2 separate regions of the Homo sapiens genome follow, and region 2 is linked to region 1. Evidence: chromatin contacts called from ENCODE Hi-C data. All regions are on one chromosome and are shown on one strand. The core of a region is the stretch at or near the end of the contact, and the rest is flanking DNA. Distances in the headings are between cores, read along the strand shown.

Region 1 (5,026 bases), core at 1,877-4,376:
AATAAAATTTAAAAAAACCATTGAGGAGAAAGGATATCTGCCTGAACAGGTGTTTAATGAAGCTGAAAGTACCCTGTTCTGGGGGGAAAAAAAAGTCACAGTGGAGAATTGTTAGTAAGGAAGAGAAGCAAACAGCAGGATTTAGGGCAGGAAAGGATAGGCTAACTCTACTGTTTTGTGCAGATGCAGTCAGGTTTATGGTCAGGACTGCCCCCATCTATAAAGCTGCTAATGCCCAAGCCTTAAAGGGGAAAGATAAACACCAGCTGCCAGTCTTTTGGTTGTACAACATGGAGGCCTGAACAACAAGAGCTTCTTCTATATTAGTTTCATGATGCTTTGTTCCTGAAGTCAGGAAGTACCTTGCCAGTAAGGGAATGCCTTTTAATTTTCTTTTGATATTGGACAATGCCCTTGGTCACCCAGAACCCCATGAGTTCAACACTGAAAGCCATGAAATGGTCTCTTTTCCCCCAAGCACAATGTCTCCAAGTCAGCATGTAGATTAAAGGGTCATAAGTACCTTTAAGGCTCATTACAGAGGATGCTATATGGAAAGGATTATTAATGCTGTGGAAGAGAACCCCCAATAGAGAGGACATCATACATGTTTAGAAGGATTCAAAATCCTGTTGAAGATACCATTGTTGCTACAGAAAAATCCATGAAAGTCATCGAGTCCAAAACAATAAATTCCTGCTGGAGAAAACCGTCCAGATGTTCACACGATTTATAACAGAGCTGCTGAAAGAAATCATGAAATAGATTGTGAATATGGCAAAAAAAAAAAAAAAAATTGGGGGGGGGTGAAGGTCTCAGGTTATGGATTTTGGAGAAAATCAAGAGCTCATGGACACCACACCAGAGGAATTAACAGAAGATAACTTGACGGAGATGAGTGCTTCCAAACCAGTGCCAGACAATGAAGAATATGTAGAAGAAGCAGTGCCCCCAAACAAATTGATATCAGACAATCTGGAAGAAGGGTTCCTATTATTCAAGACTGCTTATGACTTCTTTTATGACAAAGATCCTCCTGATGATACTGGCACTGAAACTAAAGCAAAAAGTGGAAGAAGTACTGGTACTGTATGGAAGCATTTTTAGAGAAGTGAAAAAGCAAAAAAGACAGAAATTGCAATGCATTGCTGTAAAGTTACACTGAGTGTGCCTGCCTCCCCTGCCTTTCCTTCTGCCTCCTCCACCTCTTCTGCCTCTGCCACCTCTGAGACAGCAAGACCAACCCCTTCTCTCCTTCCTTCTCCTTAGCCTACTCTGCTAGAAGATGATGAGGATGAAGACCTTTGTGATGATCCACTTCCACGTGATAAATAGTAAATACATTTTCTCTTCCTCGTGATTTTCTTAATGTTTTCTTTTCTTTATCTTACCTTATTGTAAGAATATAGTACATAATACATATCATATACAAAATATGTGTTAATCAACTGTTTATGTTACCAGTAAAGCATCCATCAGGTCCAAAGTAGGCTATTATTAGTAAACTTTTTGGGGAGTCAAAAGTTACATGCAGATTTTTGACTGCATGCAGAGTCAATGCCCCTAACACCCCTGTTGTTGAAGGGTCAATTATATTTGCAAATGGAAACCTGAGAGCCTTATAACTTTTTGTTTTGTATTAGTCTGTTCTCGTACTGCTATAAAGAAATAACTGAGACTGGGTAATTTAGAAAGAAATGGGCTCATGCTTAATTGGCTCATGGTTCCACAGGCTGTACAGGAAGCATGATGCTGGCATCTTCTCAGCTTCTGTGTAGGTCTCAGGAAACTTACAATCATGGCAGAAGGTGAAGGAGAAGCAGGCCCATCTTACATGGCTGGAGCAGGAGGGTTGGAGGAGGTGATGCGCTCTTTTAAACAACCAGATCTCATGAGAACTCAAAAGGGGGGATGGTGTTGAACCATTCATGAGAACTCTGCCCCATGATTCAGTCACCTCCCACCAGGCCCCACCTCTAGCACTGGGGGTTATGTTTCAACATTAGATTTGGGTGGAGACACAGATTCAAACCATTTATTCTGCCCTGGCCCCTCCCAGATCTCATGTCCTTCTCACATTTCAAAATACAATCATCCCTTCCCAATAATCCCCCAAAGTCTTAACTCATTCCAGCATTAACTCAAAAGTCCAAAGTTTGATCTGAACAAGGCAAGTCCCTTCCACCTATAAGCCTGTAAAATCAGAACAAGTTACTTACTTCCAAGTTACAATGGGGATATAGGGATTGAGTAAATAATCCCGTTTCGAAAGGGAGAAATCAGCCAAAAGAAAGGGACTACAGGGAGCAGTGTCCAGGGGCTGTACAGAGCAGCTGGGCCCTGGACCTGGTCCATGAAACCATTCTTCCTGCCTAGGCCTCAGGTCTGTGATAGGAGGGGCTGTCAGGAAGGTCTCTGAAATACTTTTCAGGCCTTTTCCCCATTGTCCTGACTATTAGTATTTGCCTTTTAGTTATAAAATTTCTGCAGCCTGCTTGAATTCCTCCTCTGAAAATGGGCTTTTCTTTTCTACCACATGGCCAGGCTGCAAATTTTTCCAACTTTTATGCTCTGTTTCCCTGTTAAATATAAATTCCAGTTTCAGGTCATTTCTCTTCCTGTGCATATGAGCATAGGTTGTTAGAAGCAGCCAGGCTACATCTTGAACACTTTGCTGCTTAGGAATTTCTTCTGCCAGATATCCTAAATCATCACTCTCAAGTTCAAGGTTCCACAGATCCCTAGAGCAGGGATACAGTGCAGCCAGGCTCTTTGCTAAAGCATAGCAAAAGTGACCTCTACTCCAGTTCCCAATAAGTTCCTCATTTCCATCTGAGACCTCCTGAGCCTGGACTTCATTGTCCATGTCACTATCAGTATTTTGGTCACAACAATTTAACAAGTCTCTAGGAAGTTCCAAACTTTCCCTCATCTTCCTGTCTTTTTCTGAGCTCTCCAAACTGTTCCAACTTTTGCCCATTACCAGTTCCAAAGCTGCTTTCACATCTTCAAGCAATGCCCTGCTTCTCAGTATCAGTTTCTGTTTTATGAGGCTTCAGGAAACTTACAGTCATGGTGGAAGGCAAAGCAGGAGCAGTCATCTTCACATGGCCCAAGCAGGAGAAAGAGAGTGGGGAGGTGCCATACATTTTTAAACAACCAGATCTCTTGAGAACTTACTATATACTACCAAGGGGGGATGGTGCTAAACCATTTATGAGAATGCTACCCCCATGATCCAATTACCTCCCACCAGGACCCACCTCCAGCACTGGGGATTATATTTCAACATGAGATTTGGATGGAGACACAGATCCAAATCGTATCAGTTCTCATTTATGTCAGAATGTTTCTCAGCTCTGTTTTACAGAAGTGAAAGGTTCTTTCCTGGGAATTGAGAGACCCATGTTCTGGTGCCCTCTGTACCATGTCCCTGCTGTGTGACTTTAGTTTAGTCACTTGACCCTCTCTGCCTCATTTTCCTTCTTCTAAGTGGCAGTGGATTATGTGATTCCCTGATGGCCCTATGCCTTCTAAATTACAGTGAACTAAGATCAGTTACATAAACAGCAATTTGGGAATGGCTGGATTACAGTTACTGAAAAAGATTAAAAGATTAAACAAGTCATCCCATACAATGTTACAGGACACATAAATTGTAGCCCATCATCATTACTTTCAAGGAGGAAAGTTAACACTTTGAAGATGAGACACAGGAAACCTGCATCAGACTCCCAGGCCCCATTTGAAATCCACAGCATCTTTTCTCTTAAAGACTGGATATTGAACCACCACATCTTCTTTTAGGCATTTACTAATTAATTAACTAATAATTAGTGAAGTCAAGGGAAGAAGAGAAGTAGCAAGGTCCTCAGTGGCCTCTTTCTCATTTTAATTCCCTCACTAAGGACCTTCATCACTGATAAGGGATGGCAGAGGAAATGACCACAAAGACAACAACTAGGCCAACTCATTCAGAGCAAAAACTTCAAAATAAGCAACTGGTCTCTAGAAACCGCTGTCTCACCACACCTCAACCGTCCCTGTAACCTTCACCCTAATTCTGCTCTAAGATTCCCACATCATATATTCACAGAGTCATGCAAAGAAAAGAAGGATTCCCACATCAACTTTCACACGAATGTTATTTTTCATACGTGTGATCAGAATCCCCTGGGAATGCTTGTTGAAAATGCAGTCTCTTTACATCATTCCCAAAATATTGACCATCTGGGAGTGAGACTCAGGAATTTGCATTGTGGTGAGCACATTCAGGTTTTGAGAACTTCTCTTTTGAGGGTAGAGCAGAGCAGGCCCTCTTCTGAGTTCATGCTCTTTCCCTAAGCCTCTCTCCTCTGTCTCTCACAGGGAGAGTGTGAGTGACTGCTCAGACTCAGGCATGCACCAGCTGTGTGATTGAATGACAGCAAAATTATCTTTCTAGAGCAGCATAGAACATAGCTTTCACCAGTGACATTTCCCCAGTGCCACAAATGAAGGGGAGGGAAGTTTTGGGGACACTTGCCCTTCCCGGGGTACCTGTTCTGTGATTAAATCCCAACACTGTGCTCTCTTGTCACATCTTCCTCCCTCCTTCCTTCGTAAACCCATGGAGTCTCTGAAAGCATCCCCTTGTATTTAAATAGCAACTCTCAGGGTCATCTCAGCAGATGTTCTGCTGAAGAGGGGTCACGAGTAACTCTCAGGCTGTTTTTAACTCTGGCACTTGCATAAATAAACCATTTGGTTATGAGAATTCCCATTATAATTTCTTATTAAAGCTGAGAAGAACTACAATTCAAGTAAAGTCCACAGACAAAATGAATCACCTTTCTCATACAAATACCAGAAGGTTATATATATACACACATGTATGTGTGTATATTAGGTATCCTTAGGTTTAATATAAAGTGATTTGGCCCAGATTATCTCTAAGGCTTTTCCAGCTCTCAAATTCTATGGTCTACAAATCCTATAGTATATTATAAATATATAAGGGATTGTAAAAGGGAATATACAAATAATT
Region 2 (5,026 bases), core at 972-3,471, 340 kb after region 1:
AACTTTCTGTAAGAATGGAAGTATCCTCTGTAAGAGTTGTCCAGTACAGTATATACAGTAGCCATTATCAGCTATAGCTACTGTGATGACTAAAATTTTTAATTTTATTTAAATTTATATTTAAACAGCCACATATGCCTGGTATCTACCAAACAGTACAGCACATATCTATAATTTTTAAAAAAGAATTTAAAGAATTTTTTTTTACTTCCCTACCTGCTCCTTTTCTCTTGCAAGCAATTATTAATGAATCCAGAAAATATCAAATAAGGTGTGTTTTAATTGAGGAGACAAAGTTTGCTTGCAAAATATCAAATTATAAGACTTAAAAAACTGAGAAGACAAAATTTGCTTAAATAGATTATGTTTGAAGCATGGCATACATATACACTATAAACAAAAGGAAACATTAAGATGAGAAAGTTACTTTTTTTTAAGACAGGATCTCACTCTTTTACCCAGGCTGGAGTGCACTGGCATGACCACAGCTTACTGCAGTCTCAACCTCCTGGGATCAAGAGATCCCCCAACTGCAGCCTGCCAAGTAGATGGGACTACAGGTGTGTGCCACCATGTCTGGCTAATGGCTAATTTCTGTGTTTTCTGTGGAGACGGTTTTGCCATGTTGCCCAGGCTGGTCTCAAATTCCTGGGCTCAAGTGATCCTCCTGCCTTGGCCTCCCAGAGTGCTGGGATTGAAGGCATGAGCCAACACACCTGGCCCAAGAAAGCTGCATCTTTAAAAACTCACCATGGAGATACAAGTAAGAAAAAGAATAATTAAATTATGAATGAGCTACCTAAAATGTTAACTACAATAACTAGAAATACAAAAGATCAAATATTGAAGATGATAACAGCATATCAATAGGCAATCAGATAAACTTTTAAATATGGTCAAAGTTACAATTATAAAAGTCAGTTAAAGAAATTTAATCATTTAATTCAAGAGAGGGAAAACACATTTGAAGAAAAGATGAGACTATTTGGCAATAGCTTATAAATATGTTAATCTGCAAATGATGTTATAGATGCTGCATATATATTTTTAGAATAGACCTTGATAGACCAAATAACATACTTCTTTGGCATCTAATATGGAAATGATATTTTATCGTGAACTCACTATTTCCACCATTTTAAATAATACTGAATTTCTTTTAATGTTACAGCTTTTGAAACATGGCAACATTTGTTCAGAATAGACAATTCAAGTTCTAAATTAGAATGCTGTAAATGGAAATTCCTTGATTTACCTTTTGATTATCAGTTTTTTCAGTAATAAAAATGGGAATAGTAACAACCTCATTAGGTTAAGATAAAGAACAATTAATTGAAATGATTGCAAAACGCTTTGAGGCAAAAAAGGGTGACATAAAGGAATATTAAAATTGGCTGAAGAGGAAGATAATATTTAATACAGTGACGTATCCAGATCAAATAAATTAAATAATGATGGCAGAATCACAGCTCATGAAATCAAATTATCTTGTTTAAACTCATACTAGAAAGTTGATAATATTATTTTTTGAAGTGTGCTTATGTCTGTGAAAATTTAAAGATGTTTGAGATAATTACTAAAATTGAACAACACTGATCATCAGTGATAAGATTCACAATCAATGATCATTTATTAAGCATCAACTTGGTGATAACCAGTGAGACAAAAACAAGACTAGGTCCATGCCTTCAAAGGGTTTACTACTAGGTTTGAAAGGTAAGATCTGGGCTAACACAAGAGCTCTTGTACATACTGCTTCTCTTAATGACACCAATAATCCTGCATTGTAATTTTTTTTTCCTGTTTTCTCTGTAAGCTTCTTAAGGGTCCATATCACATTTATCTTGGCATCTCTAGTGCCTGGTACACTAAGGAGATCAATATAAATGTATTGAATACACTGACAGATGGACCTAAATAAATAAAAGACCAAACAAAATTAAATAATATTAAAAAGTTATTAAGAAAATTCTATAGAACACAGACTAGGCACAAATGATTTCCAATTGCCAAGACTGGAAAATGTTTCATAAACTTGGGTGATGAACTCAGGCCTTGAATGGTTAGCTGTTAGGAATCTAACAGGAAGCAGAGGGAAGCAGCATTCCAGCAGAGGAGAGCATGAAAGATTCCAAAACATTGAAAATGGAAAGCACAAAACCTGTTCATTGAATAATGCCAGAAGCACTTGTCTAAAAGGGAACTGGGTATGTATTAGAGAAACTGAGTAAGTCCATTCTTCTTCAGGGCACAGGGAGTCATAGAAAGTTCTGGATTAGGCAAATAGAGTGATTATAAATCTGCTTTGAGTAGAGTGATTAGGCTGTTAACACATGGAATGGACTGGAAGTGGAAAAACACTAGATCCCAAGAAAACAATTAAACAAGTAAGTGACTGTGGGCAGGAGGTAAAAAGGATCTGAAACAGAGCAGTAAAAACGGAACAGAAACTTATGAATGTGAGAAAACTACACATAATGATCCCCTAATTTGTATTTTGAAACATAAAATACATATCCCCAACCCATCTACCTACTCCTGTCTTTATTACTACATTTTTAGTCTAATAAATCGCTAACATTACCTAACTTGAAATACTCCAATAGACTCCTAGTTGCTTTTCCAGCTTCCATTCTTACATCCACCTTTGCCCCACTGCACAGCAGCCATAATTATCTTTGTAGGTATCATGCCACTGCTCAATGTCCTCCAAAAGCTTCCTATTGCAATCAGAATAAATCTTTACTTTTTACTGTGGTCTACAAGACTGTCCTGGCCTTTGCTCTCCTCTCAGATTTCCTTCTCTAAAGCACTTGCTCTAGCCGAACTGACTTCTTTTTGCTCCTCTAAACACTGAGCTCATTTTCATTGAGAAACTAACCTTGCCCTAGCTACTCCCTCTGTCTACATGTTCTTGCCCTAGTTCTTCAGATGTCTGGCCTTTAAATTTTTTCACATCTCAGCTCAAATGTCATCTTCTCAAAGATGTCTTCTCCAATCACTATTCCTAAAGTAGCCATCCCACTGGCTACTCTCCTTCTAGCTATCTAGTTACTCTGCCTTATTTCTTCAGAAAAATGATCACCCTCTGTAATTATTCTCTTTATCTATACATGCTTACTGTCTCACCACTCTCCCCGACACCACACTAAAATATACAACCTGTGATGGCAGCATCCTATCTGTGTTATTCACCACTCCACTCTGTCCCCCACAGTGCAAAGGGCAATTATGGAACATAGCGATGCTCCATAAATATACATTTTTTCAAAAATTCTTATCACAAAGCTAGAAAACAAGTAACACTTTATAACCTTATCTGGGCTGTACTTCTTTTATATTATTAGGAAATTCCTCATAGACTGAAATGAAAATCATATATTTTAGATCATATAGTACCTTATAAAGATGTAAACTAAATTTATACAAGCTATTCAGCTTTTACAATTAAATAATTTGGTGGACTTAAAATAAGACTAACCGCCTTACCTCACAAGCTAAGTATTTGCCAGAAAATTTATATAGAAATGACAAGGAGACTTAATCTAAATGTGGAGAGAGCCATGGGAGAGTCTTCAAGAGAATAAGATATGGAACCCTCCTGTGATGGTTAATATTGAGTGTCAACTTGATTGGACTGAGGGATGCAAAGTATTGTTCCTGGGTGTGTCTGTGAGGGTGTTGCCAAAGGAGATTAAAATTTGAGTCAGTGGACTCAGAGAGGCAGCCCCATCCTCACTCTGGATGGGCACCATCTAATCAGCTGCCAGTGTGGCTAGAATAAAGCAGGCAGAAGAAGGTGGAAAGAGCAGGCTTGCTGAATCTTCCAGCCTTCATCTTTCTCCCACGGTGGATGCTTCCTGCCCTCGAACATCAGACTCCAAGTTCTTCAGGTTTTGGACTCTTGGACTTACACCAGCAGTTTGCCAGGGGCTCTTGGGGCCTTCAGCCATAGACTGAAGGCTGCACTGTCGGCTTCCCTACTTTTAAGGTGTTGGGACTCGGACTGGCTTCCTTGCTTGTCAGCTTGCAGATGGCCTATTGTGGGACTTCACCATGATCATGTGAGTCAATACTCCTTAATAAACTCCCCTTTATATATACATCTTTCCTAACAGTTCTGTCCCTCTAGAGAACGCTAATACATTTCCCTACTATTCTATCAACTATAGGGCCTCCTAGCTACCTTCTTTGGGTCACTGGTTTGCCATTTTAATTAAAATCAACTAGTAGAGATACATTTTAAGAAAAACACTGTATGTGTGTGTACATACACACACACACATGTATGTGTATAATATACATATATATGTATGTGTATAATACACATATATATGTATGTGTATAATACACATATATATGTATGTGTATAATATACATATATGTATAATATACATATATATGTATGTGTATAATATACATATGTATATGTATATGTATATGTATATATGTATCTGTGTATATATCTTGCATTTTTGTAAGAAAAAAACAGAAAATATAGAAGTTTTCAAGAACTAACACTTTCTTACATAACAAAGCAGAAATGTTCGAACTACGTAACTAAAATGATGAAAAAATTCCCAGTATCACTGCCTGTTTGGTGTGGCTATCAGAGGTTTATTTTCCCCCTTTCTTGTTTGCTATTTCTTTAAGTCAATCTGGCCCCCATGGCCTCTGACTCTGTGACTCGGCACCAGCGCTGTGGCCCCTTCATTTACATTTGATAACTGTAGAGAGATTAATTATAATCCTGCTCATTAGACAGATCAATCTGAAGTTGGCAAGTTTTTAAATATAACTACCTAGCATTTTTAAAAAGGGATGCCTTTACAGTTTAGTTAACAATATATACTGCACATTTTGTTTTTAAAAGGCCTGTTTACTACCACTGATTAACTATATACTTACTGAGGCAACTCCTTCTTTTGTTTTATTCAAATATTTACTGAGTACCAGGACTCCTGTGTGCTAATACAATGGTGCTCTACTTTCTGCACCTATATACTAGGGAGACCAAGCACTATCA

The links. A loop is a pair of places that touch in the nucleus more often than their neighbours do. Pooled maps may share reads with other maps.
Region 2: a loop to region 1 is called in a pooled map, with 3 times the contacts of the local background. The contact joins the enhancer-like site here to the promoter of PLCL2-AS1 in region 1. A Hi-C loop is called at or near these places in 5 of 37 single-sample maps with no recorded cell type and 3 of 50 pooled maps.

Annotation. Positions count from the first base shown.
Region 1 is chr3:17,051,458-17,056,483 of GRCh38, forward strand. PLCL2-AS1 (PLCL2 antisense RNA 1) reads right to left here and starts at 3,127. Exons shown (of 3, transcript NR_046640.1): 1 at 3,069-3,127. The region is part of intron 4 of PLCL2 (phospholipase C like 2); the gene reads left to right. RefSeq lists an enhancer at 2,963-3,152.
Region 2 is chr3:17,396,955-17,401,980 of GRCh38, forward strand. The region is part of intron 8 of TBC1D5 (TBC1 domain family member 5); the gene reads right to left. Among named protein-coding and RNA genes, the nearest start is that of TBC1D5, 340 kb to the right of the region's middle. Within about 2 kb of position 2,222, at least 3 of the 41 ENCODE cell types and tissues checked have a DNase peak (open chromatin) inside an H3K27ac peak, as active enhancers do.